Linked DNA regions of Mus musculus: regions 1, 2, 3, 4 and 5 are each linked to region 6. Evidence: chromatin loops called from intact Hi-C (ENCODE). Cell type or tissue: gastrocnemius. All regions are shown on one strand.

Region 1 (5,000 bases), 78 kb after region 6:
GGATGCGTGTGACTGTCTGTCTGTCTAGGCTATAACTAACGTTAGGGTGAATCACAGGGTCAGGTGGGTGCTGGCACTTGTGAGGTAGGTAGAATTTTGGAATGATCCCCTGCGCCCTTGTCCTATGGTGAAATGTCTGTCCCTTGAATGTAGGCAGGATGTTCAAACATACAGGGAATTTACTCCCATCAATAGGTCACATAATACAGCCAAGATGAAGCAAAAATAGGTTTACTGATGAGTTAAGGTTGATACTGAGTTAACCCAAAGGAGATTACCCTGGGTGGTCTGGCCCAATCAGATGATCCCTTCAAGAAGAAAATGGGCGTTTCCTTGAGAAGAGGGGTTGAAGCATCTGATATGGTCTCCTGTTGCCCATGAAAAGCAGTCTACGTGTCACAGACATGGTCATATAGCACACAGACACATGGCTGTGATGGCTTCCCAAAGCCTGGGACTCAGCATTGAATTCGGCCAAGAAAACCTAATGCCTCATGTAAAATTAGAGTCCTGCTGACTTTTTCTTTTAAAGACAGTATTATGATGTAGCCTAGGCTGGCCTCAAAGGGACAGTGATCCTACCGGCTCAGGATTACAAGGGGTTACAAGTGTGAGCAACCATACCTAACTTAACATCTTAATTTTGGCTTCATGAGATCCTGGTGGGTGGGTCTGGTGACACACGCCTGGATCTCTGAGTTGTCACACCTAAGACTACAGGGAACAACAACAACAAAAACCAAGACCCACCACTGTAGGTACCTATGGGCACTGTAGCCAGCAATGGGTACTGAAGCCAGTAACGTTGTCTTCACTAATTTTGTGAATACTTACTACAGAGCAAGAAAAGTCGCAGGGATGTGCTGGCCTGTATCTGGCTCCTGCTGTGCAATTACTCTTGGACCCTCTTGTACTTAATTCTCTAAACCTCAGTTTTTTCATCTGTAAAATAGGAATAGTTCCACCCGCCTTATAGTATACTGGGGAGGTTAAATGTGTTAGAAACATTAGCATGCCCCAAAACTCAGCTTCCCGAGGAAAGGAGCACCCAGCACCCTTTATTAAGGCCTAAATAGTGTTCACCACATTTGAGCTGGATTAATAACAGCACTCTGGCTGTTATTCAAAAAGTAAGTTTAAATTAAACTTGGGACTGTGAGATAGTTCAGTGTGTAAGGGTACTGCTCCCAAGCTTGGCGGCCTGAGCTCTATCCTCAGGACCCTCACAGTGCTAGGAGAGATTCCCACAAGTTGTTCTCTGACCTCTTCCTCACACGCCCTGCAGCACAGCATGGAGGCCCCATCTTAAGTCAATTAAAACACAGTAAAAACTTAAACACAAACTCTCCTTGCATCTTTCCTCCTAAGGAAGAACTGGTATATCCCCTATTCATTCATATATGAGCGTGGGCATCAATACACAAGATGAGTCAATCTTTTGTCATTATAACATCAATATCATCTACAGAGTTCACAATAGAGGATCACGCAGCTGAGTTGCAAGAAAGATCTCTCTCTCTCACACACACACACACACACACACACACACACTAGTGTTTAAAGTAAGCTTACAATTGCATTCACGGCTATCCTGGGGTACATGAGGCCTGTGAGCCTCTGGCAAATTCAGGAAGGGGTACAAAGGACGATAGTAAGAGGGGTGCAAAGCTGAGGGTGTGGGAGCAGAGCTGCGAATTACCTGGGAGCATCTGGACAATGGGGAGAAGAAGAAACTGAGAAGTCTAATTTCTTCATGTCATAGCGTTTGAGAGATTCTGAAATATTGTGTGGAGGTTCTCATCTTCCTTTTTGTACTTACCATACTACAAAGGACACGCCAAGCTCAGAGGGACATCGGGTCTCTGTTGTGGCATCTCCAACAGTCCACAAAAGAGCAAAAGCTGTCATGGTGGAGAACAAGTTGAAATGTTGCACTATTAGCCAGCTCTAATTTATGTTCTAGTGACAACTTGGCTTTAGTTCTTCTCTTCTTAAAAATATGTAATAGGTATGTATGTATGTATGTATGTATGTATATGTACGTGTATGTATTATATGTATGTATGTATAGTGTGTGTGTGTGTGTGTGTGTGTGTGTGTGTGCGTGCATGCACATGGGTGCTTACATACCACATCATGTGTATAGAGGTCAGAAAAGACCATGCAGGAGTCAGTTCTCTCCTTTCACTATGTTGATTCCAGAAACCTACTGACCCATATTTCCCATCTTTTCTTTTCTTTTTTCTTTCTTTGTGTTGCTGGGAATCAAAATCAGTTCTGCACCAACGCTAGGCAACCACATTAACACTGAGTCACACACCTAGCCCTTATTAGGGTTATTTGATTGATTATTCACTCTATTGTCTGTTCTTGGGTCCAACCAAGACTCCCATTTCAAGAGGATTCTGCACCACTTCTTATTGTATCACTTACACGTCCATGCCTGCCTAAGCTGGGACTTACACGTGTGTGGGGAGGGAGTGGGGCGTGTGTGTGTGTGGGGTGCACACACACGCTTATACTGTGTTGTTTAAATTTAATTTCATTTGTTTTAGCAAGGTTTTGCTATGTAGCTCTGACTGTCATCAAACTCATGGTAACTCTCTCACCTCAGATTTCCAAGTCTAGGGTTACAAACATGTATGCCCACAACAGTCCATGTTTGTCTTCTTTAAGGAAAACTGAAATGTGGCAAGAATGTGTCTACACACTGGAGTACATCCGAGCCCATACCCCTTCAGTAAGAAGTGTATTTTGGCACATTCCCCCAGATCACTGGGCGCACTCCTAGGCACCCCCTGTCACAGGCAGGTCACATTTGTACAGAGCACCTGCTTCACCTCTCATGGATCAGCTGGGAAGTGCTGGATTGTCGCCTTGAGAAACTAGCCCTCAGCACAAAGAGATGAGGGGCTCCTGAGATGTGCAGAGGCCCTTCAGAAGTTAATCCTGTTTCCTCAACGGCATCTCCTCCAAAGATTTATTAGTATGCTTTGAATCCTTTCTACCTGACAAAGCAGCTTAAGCAAGAGAGGGCTCATTCTGGCTCACAGCTTGAGGAATAGAGTCTGTCCATCATGGCGCAGGGATGCAAGGTGGCTTGGCAGACTGCATCCAGTCAGGAAGCAGGGAGGAGGGAGGGAGGGTGCTGCTCACCTGGCTTTCCCCTTTCCTGTTAGTCAGCCCTGCCTCAGGGGGTGCTGCCACCCACCTCAGTTAAACCTCTGTGGAAACAGTGTCACAGAAACATCCAGCCTTATGTCTCCTAGCAGAGTCTCTCTATAGTCAAGTTGACAGAAAAGATGGAGCCACCACACCTTATCTGTCTCGTTTACTGAGGTAAGTGGACAGATGTCATCACACTCTACCCCATACCCTATCTAGAGCAGCCCTGCGTCTAATAGCTGAGGGCTAATTAGACTTCTTGGCCCTTTTGAAGAATGTCTCCATAAAGGATTTCTGGGAAGTTTACAAAACAACGCCACCTCCCCTCCCCCCTCGTGACAGGTGAGGCGGAAGCTTGATGAAGCCAGAGGCTGAGTCACAGCATCGACCGACCGACCGAGCTTCTCTCCCGGGGGTTAAGCTCCACCTCACGCACTTCCTGGAAAGGCTCCGTTCATTAACAACTTCCTATTGTGTAAACTTTGCTCCCAGGTTTCAGGTGTTTCCCCAGAACGAAGGAGCTCATTTCTCTGTAGAGAAGCTTAACAAGATGACTACTCCGGAACACCCAGGTGCCACGCCCCACCACGCCCCACTTCCCTCCCATCTCCTGCCCAGTTTGTGACCTGGCCCTGTATTTTACCTGCCTTGGTGTTAGCCACTGTCATGATGGCCAGCTTCGGTGACTGTGTTCCTTTATCTTCCCAAGTGGCCCCCAGTTCTCTCCTTGGAGCTCTCCCTCTGCCCTGCCCTCTTCTAACTGGAGAACTGGAAATACCACTGCTCCCTCCATCAGACTTAGCCCTCAAAGTCCTTAGGGGTTTACACGGATAAGGGTAAAGCGCAGATGCTCCGCAAATGAGAAAACAGAAGGATTCCGATTCATCACTACGTCCCAGTCTAAAACAACTGCTTCTGTTACCAACTGGCTTTTATTTCTCTCCACGGTTTGAATGGCAACCGGGATGAATATGCTTTTAAAAGACAAGTGAGAGAGAAAGTAAGCTTGGTTTCCATCTCTCTGGTGTAGATAGTAAGCGATGAATGCATTCTTTAAAAATATTTGTAAACGTGCCCAGGGGTTAGTGAATAAAGAACACCGTTTGATGTGGCAAATAATACCAGCATTGTGTGTCCTTCCAGAGTTCCCTGAGCTCAAGCCTAAGCTGGAGTTGTTTTCTCTGATATACTAAAAGATGGCATCAAATACAAGGCAGAGAGGATGGCTATGACCTAGAAAAGTCACATTTACAAGCAAATAAAAGGACTCCTCAGTTATCTGTAGGTAACTGAACATTTAGGAAAAATGTTTATACACAGCTATACCAAGACACAACGATCCAACTTCTCAGACCCCTGTCAAACAAAAGCCAGAACATTTGAAAAGGAAGAAGCATGTGAAAAGGGAGGAGCATTTGAAAAGGGAGGAGCACTTCAAATGGGAGGAGCATTTGAAAAGGGAGGAGTACTTGAAAAGGAAGAACTTTTGAAAGGTAGAGCAGAGCAAGCAAGGGTCAGATTACAGAGATGGCAACTGAAAAAGAAGTAAAAATAAACATGTTGAAAGCATCATTTGAGCTGGTCGTGGTGGCACACACCTTTAATCCTAGCACTCGGGAGGCAGAGGGAGGTGGATTTCTGAGTTTGAGGCCAGCCTGGTCTACAAAGTGAGTTCCAGGACAGCCAGAGCTATACAAAGAAACCCTGTCTCGAAAAGCCAAAAAAAAAAAAAAAAAAAAAAAAAAGAAAGAAAGAAAGAAAGCATCATTTAAGAATGAGCACATGTCAATTAAAAATAAAATAAATCTTAAAGAAGACCGTAACTGTATGACTCA
Region 2 (5,000 bases), 170 kb after region 6:
AGTGTTACTGGAAGATAGAGAAAATGGAAGGCTTAGTTTGTCCTTTGTTTTCTTAGAGTAGGTACAATTATTAAAACAATTTTACACCTTTTAACTTTCACGCAGTCAGTTTTGTTCTTTAAGCTACAACCTCAACACTGCCCAGGTGTAAACTGAACTCATAGGCTCAAGTGATCATGCCTCCACCCTACTATAAGGTAGAGTAGTAGGGTCTCATGGGTTTAAATTTTATAAGCTAAACACCACTACCCAAAACCCATCATGTTGCCTGCTTCTAAGACACTCAAATATTAAATTCTGACTGAATTACAATGAATGAATTCTTCAACAGCCTACTTTAAAAACAAGAATTTTACAACAAGCTTCAGTAGAAAAATTTTTATTATCTTAGTACCTTAAAGACCCATCTCTCAAATACAAAAATAAACAAAGCTCACTATTTAATTTTTAAACAATTAAGATACAATATAAACTGAGGCTGATTCTATCAGATAATGAATATTTTCCTAAGAGAAAAAAAAATATTCTGTGTCTCTGACACCCCAAGTGCTCACTTTGGAGGACACAGAGGTGTCAGAGCAAGCACAAGCATTCCCAAGCTGCAGCCACATAGCAGGCTGTCTACACTTGCATGAGACAGAGGAAATCACTCTCTAGACCAAAGGTCAACAAAGACCAGTGAGAAACTGGTCATCGAGGTAGCACAAGTATCTTGTTTCACTACGTTAATTTCAAGGTTTGCTTTCCATTTTATCCCAGGAAAAGTATCCCCAATCAATCATGAATCCTCAGATTTCCTAGAAATTTGAGAGCACATTTCCTCCCCTGCCCCCCCTTTTAGAGCAAAGACATTTTAGATCATACAATTTTAAAAAAAATATTTATTTATCATATGTAAGTACACTGTAGCTGTCTTCAGATACCCCAGAAAAGGGCATCAGATCTCATTACAGGTGGTTATGAGTCACCATGTGGTTGCTGGGTTTTGAACTCAGGACCTTGGAAGCAGTCAGTGCTCTTACTGGCTGAGTCATCTCTCCAGCCCATATAGATCACACAACTTTTAACAAAGTAATTTATAGTTTACCCTTTAAAAAAAAAAAAGTGGATACTTTTAAAGGTTTTGTTTGATGAGACCTGGGTATTCTCAGGCCTCCTGTGGGCCGATTTTGAGACAATGGCCATCAGTCAGGTTTTTCCCGTCAAAGCCCTTTACTGTACCAACAGACTGCAGTGCTGGTGCTGTAGCAGGACAAAGCACACTTCCCAAGCATGGCTTGCTCACTGTAATGTGACACCACACCTGAACCTCTGCCCCAAAGAGAGCCTGAAGTCATGTGACAAAGAATTACAAATGCAAGCAAACCGTGTGCCAGGAAAGGAACACCAAGACCATAAAAAGCTGCCGGAAAAGTTGCCCAGCTAACAGACAGTAAGTCAGCTGTGCAGGGGAATAGAATTCCGGAACCATCTAATAAATACAATGGGTCAACATTATATTTAGGTAAAACCTTTAAGGGAACAATTTTGTTAGACTCCTGGTTAAATCATAAAAATTGAGGTTGGAGAGATGGCTCATTGGTTAAGAACGCTGGCTGCGCTTCCAGATAACCAAGGCTCCCAACCATCAGGACCGCCAGTCCCCAGGGGATCCTTTGGCCTCTAAGGGTACCAGGCATGCATGTGATGAACAGACACACATTTGGGGAAAGGAAGGAAGGAAGGAAGGAAGAGAGAGAGAAAGAAAGAAAGAGAGAGCGCGCAAGCAGGTAAGATGTCTCGCTGGCTAAAGGCCTCATGCCAAGACTGGTGGCATGATCTCAATGTTTCAGACCTCCACTGAAGGAAAACTGACTCCTGCAAAGTGTCCTGTGGTTTAGGTGCACGACTGCGTGCACGCACGCGCACAGAGTTAAAATATTTGTTTAAAGAGAAACCCTTAAAGTATCAAGAGCTTCTAAAGACTGTAAGAGCTTGCTTCACTTTCTTCCTACATCAGTTTATTTCTGTATTTCAAAATTTCAGAGACAGCACAGAAGCAATGATGCACCTGTAAACGTAAGATTTGGGAGGACAGTTCTCACTTCCTACACTTACTGCAAGAACTGCCATCAATGGTCATGAAGGAAACACATTAGCAAGAACAAGTCCTAAGCTGGGGTTGGTGCTTGTGCCTATAACCCTAGCACTTGGGAGGAAGACTGCTCAAGTCTGAGGCCAGCCCAAGCTTTGGTATGAATTATACCCTATTTCAAAACACAAAAAGCTGGATATGGAAGTGCCAACACTTGCGAGGTAGAGGCAGGAGGAGCAGGACTTCAAAGACTTTAATCAATACATACACACACAAATAAAAAACACACTAAAATGATCCCTAAAACTAATAAACTAAAATTTGAAAACGCAGCTGAACTTTAATGTGACTCAGAGTGAGAGTGAGCCTCCAAACCTGACCGAGCCTCTGCCTCTGTGCCATCACATCATTTAGTACTAAATACCCCCAAAGAGGCAATCTACTTTACAAAAACATGGTTAACATTTCTTGTGCAAGTCTTCCCACGCAAACTTTCCCCAGCACTTTACCCTACAGGATTTACCATCATTTCTAGTTCTCTTAAAATCTTAACTAGAAAGCTAAGCTATGAATTTAACCTATCCACTGTTTCTGAGTTTTAAGTCTTTTACTCCCCCTTGTGGCTGAAGGGGTGAGTGCTTACAAACTGTAACCTCAGTTGCTCCAAACTAACCATTTAGTAAAGTGTTCATAAAACATGTTAACAATGCTTCCTATGGCAACACTGAATGTTGTGTGTGAGGTCTCATGGACAGCTGCTACCTTTAAAGATCTGACATGAGGAAATGAAGAAGGTGACAGAGGGTGACTAACTCCAATGCATTCCCAACAATAAGCACATAGCAGACCGTCACTACATGTCAACCAACAAGGGCGCTGATAGAGTAGTTCCTTGGGCAGCACCCTAAAATACCACAAAAAGGAGTTTATGCCAAAAATTTAATAAGCAAAGCATCTTTACAAAATTGAATGCTTGATGGAATGCATTTAGGTGTTTCTGACCAGTTGGTGGTGGAGGGAGACACAGAGACGACCTCTGAATGGAAGTTACCATGATCATCTATTCAGGGTCACTGGGCCCAGGGTAAACACTGGGAAAAAACAGAACTGGGAGGAACTACTGCTAAACAACCCTGTGGTGGCTTTGCACTAAAGCAGGATTTCTATTTAAGAACAGCCTGGGCTACAGAATGAGAGCCTGCCTCAAAATAACTAACCAACTAACTATAAGGCAAACCTTTACTACTAATCAATATAGGTAAAACCAGACACCAACTCACCAAGCAGTTCTTGATAAAGTATTCTGACACCCTCCTCTGCAAGGTCCCTTTTGCAAACAGCATAACCATGGGCCTCATAAAACAAGGTCCCATTACCAAGCACTTACTTCATCATAAAGCTGTGTGCGCGGACAGAACAGGGGTCAACTTGAGGTGTCTTCCACCTCTTTCTTCCTTTCTTTCCTTCTTTCTGTAACAGGGTCTGTCAACAGACCTGGACCCCAGCTGAGTTGGGTGGCTTGGCCAGTGACCTTCAGGAATCTGTCTGACTCTTCCACCCCAGGAGAGGTCTACAGTCCAGTAGGAGCTGGGGATCTGAATTTGGGTCTTCCTGCTTACATAGCACGTGTTTTATCAACTGAGTCATCTCTCCAGCACCATTTTAAATGTTTGTCTTCAGTTTCTTTTTACAGTTTCATTTTCAGAGCCAAGGTTTTACCACATATAGCTCAAACTGACCTCAAATTTGTTATTTCCTGCTTGGGGTGCTGGGATTACAGGAACACGGCACCTAACATATGACCTTTGTTTGTTTGATTGATGCTTGACAGTCTCTTTGTCCCAGGCTCTAGCCTTGAAACTAGCTCCAAGACACAGGCTGTCCAACTTCTGGCCCTTCAGCCATCACCCACAGAGGTCCATGCCAGGATTACAGCTACTATGCCCTTTATGCTGGGGCTGAGGGTGGTACCCAAGTGCATTTCTTTCATCAAATGAGCCGCATCCTCAACCCAACACTTTAACAGTGTTTATAACCTGCACACATTAGTCTGTAAATTCCCAGCTCTTCCCCCATCAAATCTTTAAAAAAATGTTGAAGCAGCTTCCCCTGCCTTACTTCTATTTGTGTACAAGTCATTTTCCTCTCTAGTTGAGACTTAGAAGCAGAAGATTTTTATATCTTCTTTTCTATGACACAGGGTTTACAAAATAATGGGCAGTCACTCAATAAATATTAACTATAGGGCCGTTAAGTCTGCGCAACTATCCTAACTTTCACTCCTTACCATAAAAATCCACACAGAAATGTCCTCTGTGGGGCATATCATTATCTTTGTGATATGATTAAAGAGTCTGATGATAATGCTCTCAGATGAGAGCTAAGGACAACTGGAAGGAGAGCCATTACGGAAAAAGAGCATGGTTCCAAGTATGTGAATCCTTAACTGTAACTAAAGTTGTTTATTCTGCCAAAACAACTGGCCTCTGGGTTGACTGGGATCCAAGCATGTCACTTTAAACTGAGCTACGATTCTTATTAGCTTTAAATTTATTTTGCATACAGATATTCTGCCTGCCTACATGTTGTACACATGTACACTTGGTGCCAGCAGAGACCAAGAAAAGGTGTCAGATCCTCTAGGTCTGGAATTACAGAGAGTTCTGAGCTACCATGTAGATGACAGTAATGTACTTGAGTTTCATTACCTGAGTCCTCTTGAAGATTAGCCAGTGAGTGGCTCTTAACTGTTGAGAAAAGATCAAGCCCAAGTCAATGACCAGCTAGCCACAGCACTAAAAAACTCTTTTCATGGCTAGAGAGAGATGGCTCAGAGCACTTGTTTTTACAGAGAACCTGACTTGTCCCCCACGGCCCACATGGTAGCTCACAACTGGAGTCCCAGGAAATCCAATATCCTCATCTG
Region 3 (5,000 bases), 330 kb after region 6:
ACCTAAGGCTACAATGCCACAGGGTGTCTAGAGGAGGCTCTCACAGAACCTGGGGTTACAGATGGCTACCTCTTCTCTGTGTCCTCACACAAGAAAAGGGGAAGGAAGGAGGAGGAGGGCTGGGGCGGGGGGGGGTACTGTGTACCTGTGCACCCCCAGCCCCCCCCCCTCCCCGAGACAGAGTTTCTCTGTGTAGCCCTGGCTGTCCTGGAACTCACTCTGTAGACCAGGCTGGACTCAAACTCAGAAATTCGTCTGCCTCTGCCTCCCAAGCGGTCTCTTTTTATAAGTGCTCTACTCCCATCACAGTGGTTCCTCCCTCAAGATTCTCCCCCCTCCCCCCTCCCCCCTCCCCCTCCCCCCAGCCCACTTGAAATACCAGAGATCACATGGGGATTGAGGCTCTGCCTTGAGCCCTTTTGCACTGCTGTAATAGCAATACCGCTGACTCAGTGATGTATTAAGAACAGGCATTTCTTTCTTACAGTGCTGGAGCAGTTGTTCCCAACCTGTGGGTTGTGACCCCTTAGTGGTGGTGGTGGGGTCAAATGGCCCTTTCACAGGGGTCGCATAGCATATATCCTGCATCTCAGATTATGAGTCATAACAGTAGCAAAGTTACAGTTACGAATTAGCAACAAAATGATTTTATGTGGTTCACTCACCACAGCACAAAAAACCTTATTAAAGGGCTGAAGCACTAGGAAAACATTGCTCTAGAGGATGGGAAGTCCAAGGTTGAGAACTGCACGCAGTCAGCCCGCACCACCCTAAGGCAGCCACTGCACCATCCTATGGCAGAAGGTAAAAGAGCTCAAATTCACAGCCTCAACACTTTTTACCATGGGCATTAACCCATTAATGACGGCTGAGTTCTGGGCCCCACTCAACAGCAAGTCTTTAATGCTGTTGCCTTGAAGATTGCTTCATACACACTTTTGGGGTGCATACTTAAACCAACCAAGCTTCAATGCATGAATCTGGGGGACTGAACATGTAATCCACCCCAGGCAAAAGGGTTAAGGGTGTAGGTGTGTCGAACCTGCGGCCAAGAAGGGCTGTGAATATGGCTCGACACAAAACTGTTTCCACTGTAAACATTAAGCCATTTCTGGGAGGTTTTTGGTGTTTTATTGTTTTTTGGTTTTTGTTTTTCTAGAGTATGAACGTTGTGACACCTTCAATGTAACACAGTGTCCAAAGGTGGGACATGCCTGGCCAAGTCTTAAAGGTGGTTACAATAAACTAGAGAGACAAGAAGATACCTTGCCGTCCTTACACCTCACAGTTTGATGTTCTCACCGCAGACATTCAGCCCCAATCACGAGAATGATGCTCTAGCCAAGCAAGGGGTTCTCCTGTCCTGACTCTGAGACCCTGTAATACAGTGCCTCCCCAACCATAAAATCATTTTTGTTGCTACTTCATAACTGTAATTTTTACTGTTATGACTCATAATGTAAATAGACATCTGTGTTTTCCAAGGTCTTAGGTGACCCCCGTGAAAGGACCCCCAAGGGGGTCGAAATCCATAGGTTGAGAACCAGTACACTAGAGGGAGGTGGTGCAGAAGAGAACTTGTAGTTTGACCTTGAAGATGAGTGGAGACAGGAGACCAGAGAGGAGCTGAGAGGAACAGTTAGTATGTGGACTGTGGTCCAGAGTGGGGGCAGTCTGTGGGGGCTGACGTCAATGATGGAGTCTGCAAACCACCACTCCCCTGCGTCCTGGAAGCATTTGTAAGCCCTGGGCTTGAGAGACATATTCACAGTCTCTGAATCCCAAAATGCCTTCCCTGAAGGCTGACTTTGTGTCAATCTTGGATTGGATGCTTGCTTGAACCCAAAGCTTTGCAAAGCCCCTCTAAACAATCTCATGTTGACACCAATTTTCAGGGGCTAGAAGGGAGCTTCGTACATAGAAGCAGGGTGCTGACGAAAGTTGAAAATCCCAGCCTTGCTGTCTGATGGGTCAAGTGAGAGGTGAACTCCCTCACCTCTCACTTGCTATGTAACCCACATGCTTACCTGATATCAACCACACAATGCAGTGGTTAGGTACCAAGGCCTGAGAATGCAGGCTTCTCAGATGCTTCTCGGAGTCTCCGTGCTCCTGCTTCCTTCCCGGAGAGATGAAGATGAAGACACTAATTCCTATCTCAGGAAGTGATAGTATGAATTAGCTGACTTAACTCCAGGACCCTGTTTGTGCTGATTCATGGTGCACACAGTTACTAACTACACAGAGACACACACGCTAGTCATACTTGACCACACTCGTGGCTATTGCCTGATGGCCATGTCATGAGGCAAGAGGACGCCCAGGGCAGGGCTGGCAGGCAATAGGGCTCAACTGCAAATGGGGCATCTGTAGCAGCTCCTGAGCTGTGCTTTCCTCTGTAAAGTGGTGGCTACACGGCAAACCTTGTAAATCTCTTCAGGCAGCATGTGACATGTCGTCAACGCACTTCAGTAAGGGAAAACTGGATGCCACAAGTTAGCCCAAGGTCATGTGACTACAAAGTGGCATTGCTGAGATTTAAATCAAAGCCATCTGCCCCCAGATATATCTGTGTCCACACTTCAAATTGCTCAAAATGTAACTTGTCTTTATTCAGAGTGTTTCTCCACTATGGGCTCTTAACGGGGATTAGATGACATTTGCCAAGCGAAGGGTTAAATTTGCCTTAAGCCTAATTTTCAGTGAATTTTTTTCTCTGTCCTCCTTTGATAGACTAGCAGACCTTTCAACTGGAGATTATGTAAACAACAACAACAACAACAAAACTCGGCTTGAGCTGACATCTAGAAGTAACAGAGGTCAGGACTTCATGTGTCTTAGTGTCTAGTAGGCTCAATGTTCAATAACCACACACCGTAGCAAACCAGAAAAACAACAAAAGGCACCAAAGTGCCAGTGGCTGCTGCTGGTTGCAGGTGGTGTTCATTACCACAGAAGAACCCAGAAGTGGGTGGGGAACTTGAGGCAGCCTGTAGAGTTGAGGCAGGAATCCCTCGAGGTCAAGCCCTGCCTCTCAAAACTAAAAGTTCAGAGTAGGGTTTACTCTTTCATGGAATTACTGTAGAGCAGCACACTGGGTTGTGCGCATAAGCACACATCTGGGGGGCTGCTGACCGATTCTACCCTAACTGCTGACCCTAGTTATGTTTCTCTAGGCAACCTCCATGGCCCATCTTCTAAACACGGGTCATGTTCAAAGTGCACTGCACGAGCTGCCAGTGTGAAAAGAGCTGGGATATTTGTTAAAATGCAGGTGTCCCCACTTTTACTTAACAGGGTAGTGGGCTCTACATTTCTTTCACATCCTCCACGTGGCACTAGGCCAGCCACTGGGGCTGTACCAATCTCTCAGGCAAGGAGGCACCTTCCTGGGCCCCCGCTGCTCCGGGTCTGTCTGAGCTTTGCCTCCAGCCCCTCTAAGGGGTTGCGGTGGCTACTGGGCTTTCTAACCCATGCTAGCCGGGGGTAACTGGACCTCTCCCTCCCCTGGGGCGCTTCACAGAAGCCACCCCTAAGCCCTGTCCCTAACCCGTCCATTTCCACAACCAGGCCCGGCTGGGCCAAGGGCTGCATCCATGCGGGTGGGGCCATCTGGCCACACACCCGGCAGTGACTCAGCTCTGGCGGGCGGCGCACTGCTCCATGCCGTGCGGGGACAAAGCCGTGCCATCACGCCGCACCTGCAGGCCGCCCAGCACCCCCACCCTCTCCTCGTGGGTAGGGGTGGAGGGGAGGGAGGCCCAGACTGTTGCCAGGCAGGCTGGGCCCGCGGCGGCTGCGGTTGGCTCCCGGTCGCTCGCCGCCCCCGCACCGCCTCCGCGCACTGAGTCACCCCGCCCCACCGGCCGCCGCCCCGTGGCTCCCACACCTCTGAGCCTGCGCATACTGCTGCATTTTCCCCTACCCCACCCCCGTCCCTGTCCTCGCCCCATCCGCCGCTCCCGTGCGTGCGCGCGTGCGCGCGCGAACTAGGCGCCAGGCACTGGGAAAGGACGTCCGCGCTACTTTGTTGCCATCGCAACGTCAGGTACGCCCAGGAGTCCCCTCGAAACGGTCTTGCACTGTCGCTAGCCTGTCACCATGGCATCCTCTGTGATGCTGTTTGCACGCTCCTATCTAGGTTTTGGCTCTGCCGCAGTGACATCACTGTTCAGCACTGCCACCACCACCTTGCTTTTGCTCAATAGACCTCAAAGGTTGAACCCCGCGACATTCTCCTGGCGGCGGCAGCACAATAAAATAAAATAAAATAAAATAAATAAATAAACAAACAAACAAATAAATAAATACCAGATACCAGTCTGCACCCAGTCCCACCGACCCAGCCCACTCAGCGGTGTGTGACCCTGGCCTTGAGTAAAGTTCCCTAGGTGGTGAGTGTTGCTTGGGCCAGAGTGTGAAATAACCAAAGGTGCACGCCCTTGGGGTGTGTTTAAATGCAAGCCTTGGTTCAGAGGCCTGAGGAGGGGTCTGCAGAACTGCATAGCTAATCCTGATATAGATACGGGGAAAGGGAATAGAGCTAGGAGAGGGGGACTGGGTGTGGGGGGGGGGGGCGTGGAGCATCATGCTTCAGTCTTGTTTTATCCTCCAAAACAAAATGGTTTCTCACCATGCAGCTCAATGGTACAGTGCTTGCAAACATGGCCAAAGGCCTGACTGACCACCTGAATCTTCACTTTTGGTGATCGTGTGACACTGGGCAATGGGATTTATTCTCTAAACGCCTGGGTTGCTCCGTCTGTAAAATGGAGTTGCTCCCTGGGCTATCTCAGGACTGTGTTGAGGAAGCATAAGACAATGCAGTAAGCCTCAGCTCCGTGGCTGACTTCCCTGGGGGGTGTCCTTGTTACTCGTCAAAATCATTGCCAGCTTGAGGCCCTGTCTGTGCGGTTTAACTTGGACTTCTCAGACCTGAATACCTGGTTTACGCGCTCACATGGCCTGAGGAAGAGCTACCCAACCAGGTATGTTCATGA
Region 4 (5,000 bases), 400 kb after region 6:
GTACAGGGCTTAAAAAGACTATCTATACACCAGACCAACCCTGTTTTTTCCTCTGGCACTTCCTTACCCTCAAGGGTGGTGAACTCACACAGAGGCTATCCTTTAAAGCTAGACTGCCTAGACCCAGGTCCTATCTCTTACTTGCTGAATCACCTGCACACCTTATGCTTGTCACTTTTAACATGTACATCTGCACATCGAGAAGGAAGCAGCACAACTCAGTGGTTGCTGTGTGGATTAAACATGTGACTACAGGTAACACACCTGCCTTGATACTCACACATGGCAAACACTCCCAAACAACTCTTTAAACTTGTTAATTCTACTAAGAGCTCTCAATGTGAATATATGTGGTATCATATATGTCCACACTGCATCTGCTGGAGATGGAGTTAAAAAACTATTATACAGGCACTGTTACTTTTGGCAGCCCTGTACAAGGTTTAGCCTTAGCCACACTAAGAATGCAACCAAAGTGAATTGATTATAAACTCCACAAGGACACCTTTATTCTACAAAGGGCAGGATACTGTTTTACCTACATTTTCCCAGCTAGCAGTTAAGAGAAATGTGCATGGCCAAGGAAAAATGTTTCTTGAATGGGTGACTGTAGATAATATCCTAGGAAAAAAACCACTCTCACATCTACTAGTTCAAATAAGGCATCCATTTTGTTGTAGGGAAACTTTAACCTCTCCATTTTACAGGGTAAGAACTAGCTACAGGAAAGCGCCATCTTGGGCTCCTTACCCTACAGACGGTGCAGGTATATATTAAGGCAGCTTTGGCAGCAGCCTTTTGGTCATGTCCTTGTTTCTTCTTTTGTCCAGCCTGCTTTTTGGCATTTTTCTGCTGAGACTGAATCTTCTGCTGTCCACGAGCCATATCTAAAAACAAAAGATTAGGCACCAGAGTGACTTCTTCATTCTACTACAGAGCAATTTAAGCATAGTAATATGAGTCAATAAGAGTTGACCATGTAAATTTCAGACATGGTCAGGAAGTGGCGTGAATGGATTCTCAAACTCACACACAATGCCGCTAGATGACAAATGAGTATATTCCTCACAATGCATGCTCAACAGTATCAAATGTATGTACATCAATGTATAAAAGGATGTTTACAGAACCTGTTCTAAAACCAGACAGTTCAAATATCATTGGTAAAAACAGATAACACAGTGGAATGCCAGGCAGCATTAGAAAAAAAAAAAAAAGGCATTTCTAGCCAGACGTGGTGGCACGTGCCTTTAACCCCAGGACTGAGCAGGCAGAGGCAGACAGATCTCTGAGTGTCTGAGGTTAGCCCATTCTACGTATAGTTCCAGATCAGCCAGATCTACAAAAAGACACCCAGTCTCAAAAACAAACAGAATAAATTATTTCTATAAAGTTTGTATCTCTATGTCAAGGAAAGAAGCCTTTCCTGTATAAAGTTCAAAACAGGCAAATCCACAGCTAAGGAGGTCACTGTGCTATTTATGGAGTGAACGGGAGGCGGTGACAGAAGCAGCATTCCGAGGGTGCTGACAATATTCTTTATCTTAAACCAGGTAATGATTATAAAGGCGTTTGTTTAATAATAATAAAGATCAACACACAGCCTGAGCAGTTGGGAAGGAAGCAGAGGGAGGAAGACCACATGGCCTGGCCAACCTGGTCCACAGAGCAAGACCACATCTCCCTCAACAGACTCCCATGCCTACTGCATATGTATATATAGTTATGGTTTTACTTCCTTTTACTTTACATGTAACCTTCAAAAGTTTGATAGTCCAAAGTTTAGTCTTCCTTTGTCATTTGATTACAAAGGTAGTTTCTCCCTGCTAGCATCCACTACTGAGACTTACAATTTGCACATTTTAAAATAAGTGCTGTCATCTAATCCTAGAAAAGAGATGTAGGGACACAGCAACTCCTTTTAGTACTGAAGTTTCATTAAACTATTGTACTATCCAGAGTTTTCCTTAAGAAAACTTTCCTGCACAGAAACACAAACGCCTACACTTATTTGTGTGCACGCAGATACACATACTCCACAGAGCATTTGTGAGTGTGTTCTTCTACAACTTGTGTTCTGGGGATCTAACTCAGACCCTCGGGCTTGACAGAAAGCGCCTTCACCAGCTGAGCCACCTCACTGGCCCAGCCGCACACATTGTAAAGACAAATTAGAACCCTGGTGTGAGGGTACCTTTTACAAAGCTGAAAGGTTCTTTCTATTCTTCACTACTAATGGCCTGGAGTAAACAAAAATGAGTTAAAACAATTGTCACTTAAAAGAATTATTTTCCTGTTAAAACCAGACTTCTGGTTAGACAGCACAAATTAAACCTGTTCACCCAGCATCTACCAGAGTAGTGCTTTGAAGCACATTAAAATGAGGTCCAATGCCACTTTGACTAGCACTGTAATTACATTTTAAACTTTGAAATTACTAAAAGACATGAATGTACAAGGGACCGTACTATGAAGAGGGTTGGCCTTTTCTGACTGCAATTCTCTTTAGCTACTGGATATAAAGTCAAAAGTGTTTCAGTGACAATCAAGCTCTCCTCATCATCCCCCACCACAATGGAAACTAAACAAACACACACGTACTGGACACATTCCCACTAGTATTACGTAGCAAACTGGAAGTCCATCCAGTCTTTCACCAACCATGAGAATGTTTAATATGCCAGCCTAATATATGAACTCGATTCCCACCCAAGGCAAATATAAACTGTTTGTCATGAAAATTATATTTCATTTTTGTGTTTTTAAACCAATGCCGTATCAATTCTCTAAGTTTCAATAGTATATTGGGGGGTTGTCTCACTACATATCTCTGGCTGGCCTGGAACTCACAGAGATCTGCCTGCCTCTGCCTCCTAAGGGCTGGGATTTTAAGGCCTGTGTCACTTCACCATGTTCCAATGGCATATTTAAAAGTACATTTTGATGGTGGGTCTTCAATACATGAACACCAATGCTTTGAAAACATTCCTTAAAAAAAAAAATTAATATATATGGGTACACTGTCGCTGTCTTCAGACACACCAGAAGAGGGCATCAGATCCCATTATAGATGGTTGTGAGTCACCATGTGGTTGCTGGGAATGGAACTCAGGACCTCTGGAAGAGAAGACAGTGCTCGTAACCGCTGAGCCATCTCTCCAGTCCTGAAAACACTCTTAATGTCCCCCTGTCTTAGTATCAGATCTTTACTAGATCATTCTGATTGTCTAAAACATCTTAACTCTTCCATAAAGCATGGCTTATGTATGTGAATTACTTGGTGAACAGATCTTAAGGGTTTTATGCTTAAGTTACAGAACCTCACATCAGTAATTCCAGAACTTTCCTTGCCATCTAGAAATTAAAGCAGCTACTTTGATAACCTTTTCATGAAGCGTGCTGTAAAAACAATGCCATCAGATAAGCAAAAACTATTTTTTAACTTTTGCGTTTAGGGCTTCTCCTAAAACACAACAGAACACCTAAGATTTAACCCATTTTCTTTACCACCACCAACGGTTACAAAAAGGCAAACGCTTCAATAAACACAAAATGTAACACTAGGCAAAGGAGATCTGTTCTAACAGGCTAGCTGAGCGGGGCAGGCCCCTAACTTCTGACAGCACAGATTTCCTTTCTGAAAGCAGAAGTGCAAACGATCCAACCACCTGCTTTCGGACAGTTCAACTTACAATTTGCTCTTGACCAGCTCATCGAGTTTTTGACAAAATCTTACGTATAAATCGCTCCCTGATTAAGTGGGACAAACTGAAAGGCAATAAATCGTTTGCAAACAGTTACCAGCTGATTTTTAATAAAAGTTTTAGCTTTCCCAGGAGGCTGCAAATGAGCTACGAACCAGGAAGAGTTCTTGGAATACCAGGACTCTTGAGAAGGAGGCCCTAAGGGGCCGCTTAAAGAGAAACAACTTACTCTGAGGCCGGGGAGCCAGGAAATGGGCTCACACTCTGCAACCAGCCAGAGCAAGGGGCCCAGGTCGGCTCCGCGGCACGATCCCAGCTCTCAACAGCCATTCGTGGGCAGACTCAACCCCACGGTTGCAGCCCGGCCCGCCCGAGGCCTCGGCGGCCCTCAGCCCCGCGCCCGCTCCGCCGGGAGTCCGACGCCCGCCCCGGCCTCCCGCCGCCGCGTGCCTCCCGCCCCGGCTCCCGCGTCCTGCGGCGCCGCTTACCCGGGCCGGGCCGGTCTGGCGTCCGAGAGACCGCGCAGCGCGAGAAGAGCTGGGCAGGACGAGTAGGGAAGGAAGGGTCGAGCCCCGCACCGCTTGGGGCCTCCGCCACCCGCAGAGGAAGGACCGAGCAGAGCCGGGAGCACAACAGCCCGCGCCTCGCACACCCGCCGCAGCGCGCGCCCGCCGCGCCTGAGCCCGAGGCAGGCCCGTCGCTCGTGCCCGCGCACGCCGCGCCGCACTCCCAGTCGCCTCAGCGCCGCCTGCTTGCCCGCGCGGTCCCGCCCCTCACCTTCCTGCGGCGGCTTTGCCCCGCCCCTCTAGCATGCCCGCGTCCTTCCGGTCTGCAGGCCAATGGCAGCTCTCCCCTGTTACATAAGCGCGCGGGGGCGGGGCCTAAGACGGGAACTGCGGGGCCCTCGCCCGCCCCTCTGCTTCCCGCCCGCTCTCTCGGTGTCGTCTCAGCGTGTCCCCCTGCCCTTGCGGTGTGTGACCTCCGGTCTACGGGCGGCTGTCGGCCGAGTGGCTCAGCAGTCACTCTTTCGTGTTTCACTCACCCGGCCTGGCCTTTGCCCCGCCGCCCTCGTTTTTCCCTGGCCAGCCGGGAGCCCTGTAAGGCGCTAGCCGGAGCGGCGGGGGAGTCGCGTCCGGGGCCCCGCGTGGCCGCCGCTCGGCCATGACCCCCTGCCAGACTCGCTGCCATTGTTCCCTCACTGGTTCCGTGCTCAGGGTATTTTGACTTACTAGGGACTTTCACATAGATGGAGACTTGAGCCTGAAAAATCGGCTAAATCCTAACGTGCTCGCTTGG
Region 5 (5,000 bases), 180 kb after region 6:
ATTTACTGAGCCTTCTCAAGCTGAAAAGCAAAACAAAGCCTTGGAATGCCAGCAGGACTGCTGACCTAATTCTATAGCCCTCTTTCTCAAGAAACCTTTCAATGGTATCTGAGCATTAATATGTAATAAACCAGAGCTGTACTTTTGAAAAGATCAAGACTAGAGGCAAAAACCTGTTCACAATTCTCTAAGTCACATGTGTGGGAAAGAAATTAAGCTTTCAAGGGGAACCCCTGACTCAGACCTTGTGAAAAGCTGGAACCATCCTGATGGAGACACACTCATGCAGGCAGGAAATGACCAGAACCCCTTCATACCCTTAATAGAGGCTATTTAGAGATAACTTCAGTTTTCTTCATAAGGAAACCAAGGAGACAGTAGAAACCACCTGGTCTTTCCTTGGGAAAAGCCACAAGAATTTGAGAACTTCTCTATAGCCTGCCCATGGAAAACATGCAAACACCTACCTGGAGCTGCAGCAAGAGCCTAAGAGGTTAGCATGTCCCTTTTACCTCTTAGGAGAAAGTACAATCTGTTAACTATACCCTTCAAAACCAAAATATAAACCAGTACTTAGGAGGAAAAAAAAAAAAAAAAACTCCACAAAACCTATTAGGCTGAATAAAATCTAGTGATAAACAGATTAAGCAAGAAAAGCAGAAACATACCTAAAACATTATTATTATGAAGTGGATACCTATCCAATTTTAAATGTTCTTAGTTACATAATTTTAAAATAGGTATATGATTTACCTTCAATATAGCAATTTTCAACCTTGGAAAAATGGCAGTCATACAATCTATTATATAAAGAAACAAATAAAAATGTACCCAAAGCAAAAGCTTTTTAAGTAGGCTGTGATCTCAGTTGTTTTTATCTTAAAATGGGTTAAATCTTTAAAAAGCTTGAAAACACCTTGAAGAACAAAAAAAGTACAATTTAGAAAACTTTTCTATCAATAAAAATAGTCTTAAAGGAATTCTAATTTGCAAGACATAGTGACTTTTAAGCATTTGGGAGACCAAGACAGCAGAGCCAACAACGTGAGGTTTAAGCCTAGTCTGGGCTGTAAAACAGATTCTGCCTTAGAAAAATAATTGATTAGTCTTCTATTAGATTTTACCCTCAAAATTTTCTTAGTAAAAAAAAAAAAAAAAACAAAACAAAAGCAAACAAACAAAAAACGTATTATTTTTTAAAATAGGAAATCCACACAAATGTACTGTTTAATCTCTTTAGCTCCTAGAAGCAAAGTATTTCAACACAGTAGGTGCCAAATACTTAAGCACTTGTAAAACCTGGAAAGCCGAGATTGAGATTATTTCATTGGTTGTTAACATTCAAAGTTGACTTACAACAAATAAATCCACACAAGCAACTGCAATCCAGTTTTCTCCAGGACTCATTCTATTATACCGGCTAATCCAGACAGGAACTGGCTCTAGACAGTCCATACCACATATATTTATGAGTATCAGCTCTAGTGCTACAGAAACACAAACCATCAAGTAATGTTTTTCATTACTTTACAGAAACGTTCTACAATTGTTCCATAGCACCTTTTAGATGACAAGTTCTAATCTATGTAACAGCCAATTTCTAAAATGCACCAGAGGCCCTGTGAAGGCGCCCGTGAAGCTGAGGCAGATTCACAGACTCTTTCTTACCAGTACATCGTTGCAGATGTCACGCAGCTCCGTCTCGATCTTCTCTCTGTATTCTCGAGCCATCTGCTGCTTTTTCTCAGCACCTTCCGTCTTCTGCTCAATACTTGAGACGACCCTCCACGATGACCTACGGGCTCCTACAACGTTTTTATAAGCAACAGAGAGAAGGTTTCTCTCCTCATTCGACAGCTCAGCTCCCTGCTCAGTGACAGACTTCATGCAGGCTGCCATGTCATCATATCGCTCTGCCTGCTCGGCCAGCTTGGCCTTCTGCACCAGCTCATTTTTATCCATAACTGGATATTCTGTAAAGGGAAGAAGAAAAACATTCAGAAAACGCCTGTGAAAAATACATACTCATACCTGTCATAAGTAAATAAATAAATAAGGCACACCAGTACCTCAAACCAGCTTGAGCAATTAAAAGGCAGCCCCCAACCCCAACCAACCAGAAAACTAGCCTAGTCTGCATATTAACAGTAGGTTGTGAAATTAACTGCGCGTTCCACCTGTTCAGAAGATTCCAATTTCAAGTAAGATCAAAGCATATATGGACACCAGTTCCTTAAAAAAAAAAAACCCAAAACAAACAAACAAAACAAAAAAAAACCCACCTTTAAGCTGCAGGGCAGGGGGTACAAAACCAGAGACCCACCTCTACTCTCCTTGGCCAAAGATCCCTAGATCCCAACGACACTAAATGATGTACACCTGAGCAACTTTCCCTCTAGTGTGCATGCAGGAATGCGCATTGGGGGTGCGGGTCAGTTTAGGGACCGGGACCTACAATGCCTATAAGCATACTTCCAGAATCGTGAGTCATGTCAGTGTAATTATATTCTAGCTTTTTAATGTATATACTCTTATCAAAGAGCCACTAAGTTTTATTTTATTTAGCACCCTCCCACCCTGATCTACTACACTTGTAACATTTGCCAGCTGATCATGGTATAAAATTATCTGAAGAAAACTGCCTAATTGCTGCTTAAACTATCTTAAACACAATACCACCAGGAATCACTAAGCCCAAGACCAATCTGTGTCTAAACAGCGTCCTATGAACTCTCGCCTAGCACACAGGCACACTCACTTCCTACTCTGAGTGAGCACTAGGGCGTCCACAGCACATGGAGGGAGCCAAGCGCTTCCGATGTCTGCTGCCTGCTGCAGTCTGGAGTCACGGCAGGATTTCTAGCAGTCACAACTCCTCAAGCTGGTCTTCCTCATATTTCCCCAGTTTTCTTTCGCTCAATTTTAAAGTTCCCTAGATTCCAATTTACTTCTCATTTCTTCAACAATTCCAAGAGCAAAATTCTAAATCATATAGTGATCCCACAAAATACACTTTAATGAAAAGTCACAACCTGAATGCACTAAGTGTAGGAATAAAGAGTCACTGCCGCCCACCATGGAAATTCTTTCCTTTACCTTTCCAGAAAGGACCTCTTTTTGGTAGCCAAATGAGCAGTGTCCAGAACAGAAACACGGATAGGGCTAGCTTAAATTCGAGACACAGTACCTTCCGTGCATTAACTATTTAAAATTTGTGAACCCATACTTCCCCCGGGGTCTCGAAATCTAACATTAGAAACGGTCACTGGTAAATGTTGCTTCCAAAAATGATGTAAGCCTAAGTCAGTACAAACGTTCCCCCGCCAACCTCCCGGATAAGGGGAAGTGGATTAGGTTTCTCACAGGAAAACGAGCGCTCCTGGGCCTCGCCTTCAGACTGCGGGAATACTCGCCGCACCCACTTAACCCTTGGCTGCCTGAGGCCGGAGGGTGGGGCGAACCGAAACCGCGCAGCGGTGACTTTAAAGCGCTAGTCCTTGCGTCCGCGCCATCCGCAGCCACCTCCCCTCCTTGGCTCCGCCCAGGCTGGTGCCTCCGCGCTAGTCCCCGACTCTCTTTGTCATGGCGGAACTGTGTCAAGGAGCCCAACCTACTCCGACTGTGAATCGCCCCCCCACCCGGGCAGAGGGAGGAGCAGTCCGTGCACCCGCCCCAGTCGGAGGGTGGTGGTGGAGGGGGAGCAGATCACCCTCCCCGGGGGCCCGATGCCATCCGCGCCCGCAGAAGCGGAACCGCGGCCGGCCCGCGCCGGACACACCCCGCTCCCGCCCAGGGTCCCCTCCGCCGGTGTCCGACCCAAGCCCCGATGTCCCGACAGCTGCGGTAGGGGGAGGGGCAGGGCCCCACCCAGACAGGCGCAGCCCCCATCCTGGGGCCGCAGCTCCTGGAAAGATGCGAACCTCCCACCAGCCCAGGACGCTGGGGACCCCGTGCCCCGGTACCCCCACGCCTAGCTCTGGCCGCGCCCCTCCCCCACCGCGCGTCCCGAGAGTCCTTTCTGGCATTGCGGGCCCCAGCGAGCCCAGCCCAGGGTCCCTGGCGGGCCCCACCCCAGAGCCCCGCGTGCTACCTGGCTGCCCCCCGCCGTGGGGGAGGGGGTGGCGGGGGCGCCCCGGGTGGGGGCGGCCTCACCTGCGCCACGGCCGAGTCACAGTCGCGGGCGGAAGCAGGGTGCCGGCGGGGGCGGATCGCGGTCGCCCTCGGGAGCGGGAGCCCCTGGGTCTCGCGCGTGGGCGCCTCATCCGCCACCCCCACCCCGGGGACCAGAACGGGGCGATGAGCAGCCCGGCAGGCCAGAAGCAAGCGGCCGGGGGCGGCGGTGGGCGCCTGCCCGGGCCCGGCAGAGCCGAGCCGCCGCCCGGGTCCTCCTGAGAAGACCCCTCTCGGGCCGCAGCGCGGCGGCGGGCTGAAGGGACCGGAGGCCGACTCGGGCGGCTCCTCACCTGTGTCCGGAGTGGGTGGCGGCACACGGACGCGGCTCGGCGGTCTCTGGGCGGCGGCGGCAGCAGCGGTGGCGGCGAGGCTGAGACTCTGTCCCTGATCTGGCTGCTCACAGGCTACAGCCGCTCCGCAGACACGGGGTTTCCTCCAATCACTAGCCCCGGCAGCAGGGGCACCACACGCACGATGACGTCAAACGCTGCTATGGCAACCGTTGATTGGTGCCCACAGTTCTCCGGCCCGGCGCAACCGCCGCTCCCCTGCGCGCGCCCGGCCGGCCCGCCCGTGCCCGAGGGCGAGCGGAGGAGAGCGCGTACTCGCGCTCCGCTCCGCTCCCGACCCTGCCTTCACCCGCGTGCTCGGTTCGCTCCCCGCCGCCCCCGCGAGCTGCCCTCCCTCCCCGCCCCTGCGGCCCGCGGAAGGAAGCCTCTCCCCGCCCCCACCTCACTGGCGGGCACATCCGGGACCTTCGCGTTCCCCCCCACCCCCTTCCCGCTCGGCCGCCCTCTCTCTGCGCCGGTAATGGCGGTGGGCGGGTT
Region 6 (5,000 bases):
CCCAGAGCTGACTTCTAAATCAGAGTCATCTAGATTTAAAAACCCAACGATATCAGGCCATAGATCTTATCTGATTCTTAGATTTCTGTTTCAGTGAATTGTCAAACTTAAAACAAACTCAATGTGTTACTTCTTAATTATTGCCCAAGATTCATGGATATTCCAAACCACTTTACGAAAGAAAAATCAAAGAAGCTTTCATTAGTTGGATGCTATTAACTCAGCATAATTTGATCCAGGTTACCCTAATATTTAGGACCAAAACTGGTCAACATGTTTAAAATTCATAACCACAGGTGCTATTTTAGAAAAAATATACATATGTATACATTAAATAACGACTTCTATTAAACTTAAGATCTAATTTGTTTGAAAATGAGCCAAGGAGTCTGGTGCCCTAGAGTCTTCCACATCCCCTCCTCCACGGCATGGTTAAAGAATACTTCATCTAGGGAAAACCCCAAGCAATTATATATGGTATAAGGTGCCTTTCCTGGTCCACAGGTCAGAGATGTGCTATTAGGAACGAGCTTACGACCCTAAGGACCACCACCACCAGGCATCACCCTATTTAACTTTCTTCTAAAGCCTAGGGCTCCTCCCAGCGATTGAGCCACCGGCAGGAACAGGCCTCGGGCCTGTGAGGTTACAGGGTTCAACACGTGGTATTTCCCAACACTGAATCGTACTTCCTCCCCGGCCTGACTGCCGGGCCAGGGCAGGGGATGGAGGGGTACCTCCACCCGCCGCTCCAGGAGGGTACTCGAAACCCCCGAATCCCACAGCTTGTGGCGGGAGCGCGGTGAAGGCTATCTCAACCACCCTCCGGGCGCGTCATCGCCCTAAAGTTTGAGAGCGACCGATGGCGAGAAAATGGTCGCAGAGGAGGAAGTGCCGGCCCGCGAGGGGCTGCGGCGCCGTGCCCTCCCGCCCCCTCGCCCGCCCCGCTAGGCCCGCCGCCCCGGCCGCATGGCCGCCCGCCCGCCACCCTCCGGCCTGCCGCTCACCGTCCGCCGGCTGCTGGAAGTTCACGTACGCGTAGCCCAAGGAGCGGCGGGTGATCATGTCCCTGCAGACCCGGATGGAGAGGATGGGCCCGGCCGGGCTGAACTTCTCGTAGAGCATCGCCTCGGTCACGTCGGGGTGCAGGTCCCCCACGTACAGAGAGGCCATGGGGTAGCTGGGGGCGCTGGGGTTCATCTCGGCACGGCTGCCCGCGGGGCCGCAGGCCGCGACCTTTCCCGTGAGAGGAGGAGAGCGAGTGCGGGGCCGGGGGACGGAGCCGGGGGGAGGGGAGCGGGGGCGAGCGCAGAGGGACAAAATTCAACCGGAATCGACGCGTACTCAACGGCCGTGGAACCGGGGGAGCGAGGCTGGCGGTGCTGGGTCCGGGCGGCAGGAAGGCCTCGGTCTCTGGGTTCCTGCTTGGAGCTGCGGGGCCGCGGGCGGGCGGGTCGGTCTCGGCTGCTTCACCGGGTTATTTTATAAAAGAGGAAGAAAAAAAATAAAAGTCTCCGGCGGGGGAGACGCGGATTTTTTTGTAAATTTTTTTTGGGTTTTTTCAAAGGATTTTTTAGATTTTTTTTGGATTTTTTAATAATAAATGTGTGTTCCGAGCCCGGAGCACACACTCCGCACTCTCAGCACTAACCGCCGGGGAGAAGGGGAAGCACCGCCTCCTGCACCCTCTACTTATACCCCCCGCCGCACTCGCCCCGCCCACGCGCGTCTGACGCCAGGGCCCTACGCGAGCGACGGCGCCGGAGGAGGCGGAGGAAAGCGCAGAGGAAGGGAGAGGTGGCGGCGGCTGCCGCTGCTGCGGGCGTGGGGGTTGGGCCCGAGGCGGGGCGGGGCTTCTGCGCAGGCGCCACAGCCAGGGGCCGACTTCCCGCTGCGCAAAGCCAGGAAAGGGCGGGACGGCCAGTGGGCGGCCTCGGCGCGGCCGCTGGTCACGCCCCTTGCGCACACGCCCCGCCCCCGCCCGAAAGAGCGTTAACCCGTCAGCGCAGCGGGTGGGCAGCGCGCGGGGCTTCCGGGTTTCTGGGCGCCAACCGCCCCCCACGTGCGCGTCTAGTGGCGGCCTCTTCCCTCCGCCCCGGCTGAGGTTCTGCTTCGCTAGCCCCCCACCCCCGAGCGGCGCTGGAAACGGGTGGGCGGGCGTGAGCCTTGCCGGCCGGGTTTCCTAGGTGTGCGCGGAAGGAGGCAGGGTAACTGCCTCGTTCTCCTACCCGGACCGCACTACGAGTCCCAGCGGGCAGCGCCGCCACGCGCGTGGGCCGCGGAAGCGGTGCCTGCCGGGAGCTGGAGTTCTCAACGGCCGCGGGCTGGCTGACCTCAACCGGACCCCAACCGTCCCGGGCGTGACCCAGCACGGGTCCGCGGCCCCGACGAGGGGGAGGGGAGGGGATGGGATAAAGGCAGTTGGGAGTCTGGCGCTTAAGATGTTCTGTTGGAATCACTTAGCCACTTCCTACATTTTTTACAGTGGTAAAAAGGACTCGAAAAAAAAATTTTTTTTCCTTTAAAGTATGCGTTTCTCATAATTACTCGGTATCTGTCACTCTTACCCAAACAAACCTGGATAGCCTGCTTAACTAGGCGTGGTTGGCCACGCTTTTAACCCACTTCACCAGGCGTGGTGCCCACGCCTTTAACCCAGCTTTGGAAAGGCAGGAGGGGTTTGCAGATCTCTGAGGTCAGGGCCACCCTAATCTAGCTCTTGGATGCCAGGGTTTGGGGATTAATATAAATGATTGATAGGCACAAATATATCAACTCGTAGAAATGACATTACATCAACCCAAAAACTCCACTTTAGTAGGTTTTACAGTTTTTGAAGTCCTCTATAAACATCCTTTGACAATGATGTGTGGGAAGTGAAGCAAATAGTACTATTTTTACCGTTAATGGTGTCAGAAGTTAAATGACTGCTCAGCTCTTCAATGATCGTTAGCCTAGCCTATTGCCTAGTGTAAATTAGTTATAACTCTTCTCAGTTAGAATTTAAGTCCGGAGACTCTTACACAGATGCTGTCCCCTCTCCCCCATCTTCACCTCCCCACCCATATTGATGGAAGATAACAGTTTTGAAAAATATGTTGTATGCTTAACACATGAGTATCATTTAAGGCTGTTCTTTGTTTGTTTGTTTGTTTGTTTTTTTGTTTTTTCGGGACAAGATTTCTCTGGAGCTCTGGCTGTCCTGGAACTCACTCTGTAGACCAAGCTGGCCCGAACTCAGAAATCCGCCTGCCTCTGCCTCCCAATTGCTAGGATTAAAGGGGTGCACCACCACTGCCCGGCTTAAGGCTGTTCTTTAGGAAGACACATTATGCTATGTAATCTAAATCTGTTTACTCAAATAAGGCTCTAGTTAAAACAATAATTCATCAAAACACCACCGTTCAGTCTACTAGGAAAGTAGTTTAAAATCAATCCATTAGTATAGTCATTGAATGTCCATCGTGTGCTGGGTACCCTAAAGTAAAGATAACGAAGCAAAGTTCTTATCCTCAGGACGTTAATAATGGTTTTTCTGGTCACCATAAATATAAACCTGAAGGTGTAGTGAATATCGAATCCCAGCACTTTATCAGGTGGGATATTACTATTAGAATCTATTCTAAAATTTTTCTTCAAAATATGAAAGTGAAAATTCCATTGTTAGTGTTTAAAAGAAAACAACATCATTTTAGTACTTAAGCTCCTAGGCAAAGAGCAATATAAAACGAAATGAAAACGGAAGAGGCCTTTGAGAAAGCTGTCAGTATAACTCAGTGAAGGTGTTTATTGCCCTGCCTAACCTGAGTTGGATTCCCCAGGCCCAACATGATGGGAGGTAAGAACCAACTCCTGCAATATTCCTCTGAGCACACATTCCAAGGACATGAACATAAGACCGTTGTAATATGCAAAGATGGCAGCAAAAGTTAAAACCAGGTACAATCACTACCTTTACCTACTGTTTTTTACATATCCTCTTGAAAGAAAAGATTACCTTTAAAAATAAAAAGTGTGTGTTTGTGAGTGTATGCCACACATGAATGATGCTCACAGAGGTGAGACGAGGGTATCAGATCTGGAGCTGGAGATAGAGTTGGGTGTGAGCTGCCTAGTGTGGGTCCTGGAAATCAAACTCGGGTTCTTTGGGAGAGCAAGTGCTGCTACCCACTGAGCATATGTCTCTAGCATATGTCTTCTAATGGACCCCATGAAGACATGATTGTAAAGGGCAGAAGTAGGGGGAAATGGTCTACTTTGTCAGAGAGCAAGCATTTAGCAAGCACTAACTTAAATGAGGGCTGAGTGTTCTATAGCTCCCAGGTCTTACCTTCATTTTCCTCCAGAAAGAACTGTTACACATGTTTTAGCTGCGGATCTATTTTGTACACACTTCCAAACGGTTAAGTCCAATTAATAATTCAGCTTTCAGGATAACTTGGTACAGGAAATGGATGCTCTGGATGGTGGAGAGAAGAAGCATTCTACAATAGTCTTTCTTTCCACATTAATATATATATTTTAAAGACAAGATGTGTCTATGTAGCCCTGCCTGTGCTGGACTTCACTAGACCAGACTGGCTTCAAACTCAAAGACATCAGCCTGCCTCTGCTCCAGAGTGCTGGAATTAAAGTCATACACAACCACACCTGGCTGAACATTAGTTCTTTGGAAAAAGAGCTAATAATTAGGACTCCTAAGCCACTGCAGTTATTGACAGGAAGTGGATGCCAGTGTCCTATTCTAAGGAGGGATAATTGTGCAAAGAAATCTAGAAGCAGAGACTTCCTTGAGAAAGATAGCTAGGAGAGACACAAGGGAATTGGAATCCACACCATTGAAAGTAGGAAGGATTTGGACCTCAATCGAGAGCTTTGTTTTTATCTATGGATGATGGCAACTGTTGCTTATCTGAGTGGTTTGGTAGGCTGAGGCTTCTGATCACTTATCTTTCACTTCTAACCAGCTGGTTCCACATAGTTTAGTATCTTTTTTAACA

What was found. Hi-C counts contacts between places; a loop is a spot of excess contacts. Peaks named below come from ENCODE experiments on the same cell type or tissue, not always from the same donor. Only the 100,000 strongest peaks of a DNase experiment are listed, where the experiment ranks them.
Region 1: it touches region 6 in a loop (2.6-fold over the local background); 2 of 42 quality-filtered maps call a loop at or near these places.
Region 2: it touches region 6 in a loop (4-fold over the local background); 21 of 42 quality-filtered maps call a loop at or near these places.
Region 3: a loop joins it to region 6, with 5 times the contacts of the local background. A loop is called at or near these places in 2 of 42 quality-filtered maps.
Region 4: it touches region 6 in a loop (4-fold over the local background); 13 of 42 quality-filtered maps call a loop at or near these places.
Region 5: it touches region 6 in a loop (4-fold over the local background); 17 of 42 quality-filtered maps call a loop at or near these places.

What each region holds. Positions count from the first base shown.
Region 1 is chr15:36,684,900-36,689,899 of GRCm38, forward strand. Gm46515 (a long non-coding RNA gene) reads right to left here. Exons shown (of 3, transcript XR_001781660.1): 2 at 1,820-1,901. Among named protein-coding and RNA genes, the nearest start is that of Gm46515, 8.4 kb to the right of the region's middle. In gastrocnemius, no CTCF peak of the experiment used is centred here; no DNase peak of the experiment used is centred here.
Region 2 is chr15:36,778,428-36,783,427 of GRCm38, forward strand. All of the region lies in intron 3 of Ywhaz (tyrosine 3-monooxygenase/tryptophan 5-monooxygenase activation protein, zeta polypeptide), which reads right to left. Among named protein-coding and RNA genes, the nearest start is that of Ywhaz, 14 kb to the right of the region's middle. In gastrocnemius, CTCF peaks have their summits at 2,705 (motif pointing left) and 4,687; a DNase peak (open chromatin) is centred at 2,699; H3K4me3 peaks cover 4,017 bases; H3K27ac peaks cover 4,413 bases.
Region 3 is chr15:36,934,971-36,939,970 of GRCm38, forward strand. It overlaps Gm34590 (a long non-coding RNA gene), which reads left to right and starts at 3,025. Exons shown (of 8, transcript XR_875167.3): 1 at 3,025-4,048; 2 at 4,641-5,000. In gastrocnemius, no CTCF peak of the experiment used is centred here; DNase peaks (open chromatin) are centred at 3,020, 3,400, 3,833 and 4,803; H3K4me3 peaks cover 1,477 bases; H3K27ac peaks cover 2,104 bases.
Region 4 is chr15:37,002,936-37,007,935 of GRCm38, forward strand. It overlaps Zfp706 (zinc finger protein 706), which reads right to left and starts at 4,467. Exons shown (of 4, transcript NM_026521.4): 1 at 4,193-4,467; 2 at 751-887. The coding sequence starts at 885. LOC115488529 reads left to right here and starts at 2,771. Exons shown (of 2, transcript XM_030248876.1): 1 at 2,771-2,775; 2 at 3,921-5,000. The coding sequence starts at 2,771. The coding sequence ends at 4,869. In gastrocnemius, a CTCF peak has its summit at 3,045 (motif pointing right); DNase peaks (open chromatin) are centred at 3,628 and 4,511; H3K4me3 peaks cover 3,841 bases; H3K27ac peaks cover 5,000 bases.
Region 5 is chr15:36,789,016-36,794,015 of GRCm38, forward strand. It overlaps Ywhaz (tyrosine 3-monooxygenase/tryptophan 5-monooxygenase activation protein, zeta polypeptide), which reads right to left. Exons shown (of 7, transcript NM_011740.3): 2 at 4,464-4,660; 3 at 1,669-1,973. The coding sequence starts at 1,962. Among named protein-coding and RNA genes, the nearest start is that of Ywhaz, 3.0 kb to the right of the region's middle. In gastrocnemius, no CTCF peak of the experiment used is centred here; DNase peaks (open chromatin) are centred at 2,793, 3,598 and 4,708; H3K4me3 peaks cover 4,840 bases; H3K27ac peaks cover 3,046 bases.
Region 6 is chr15:36,607,307-36,612,306 of GRCm38, forward strand. It overlaps Pabpc1 (poly(A) binding protein, cytoplasmic 1), which reads right to left and starts at 1,667. Exons shown (of 15, transcript NM_008774.3): 1 at 1,008-1,667. The coding sequence starts at 1,200. In gastrocnemius, a CTCF peak has its summit at 2,251; DNase peaks (open chromatin) are centred at 783, 1,118, 1,305, 1,805 and 3 more places; H3K4me3 peaks cover 2,809 bases; H3K27ac peaks cover 3,034 bases.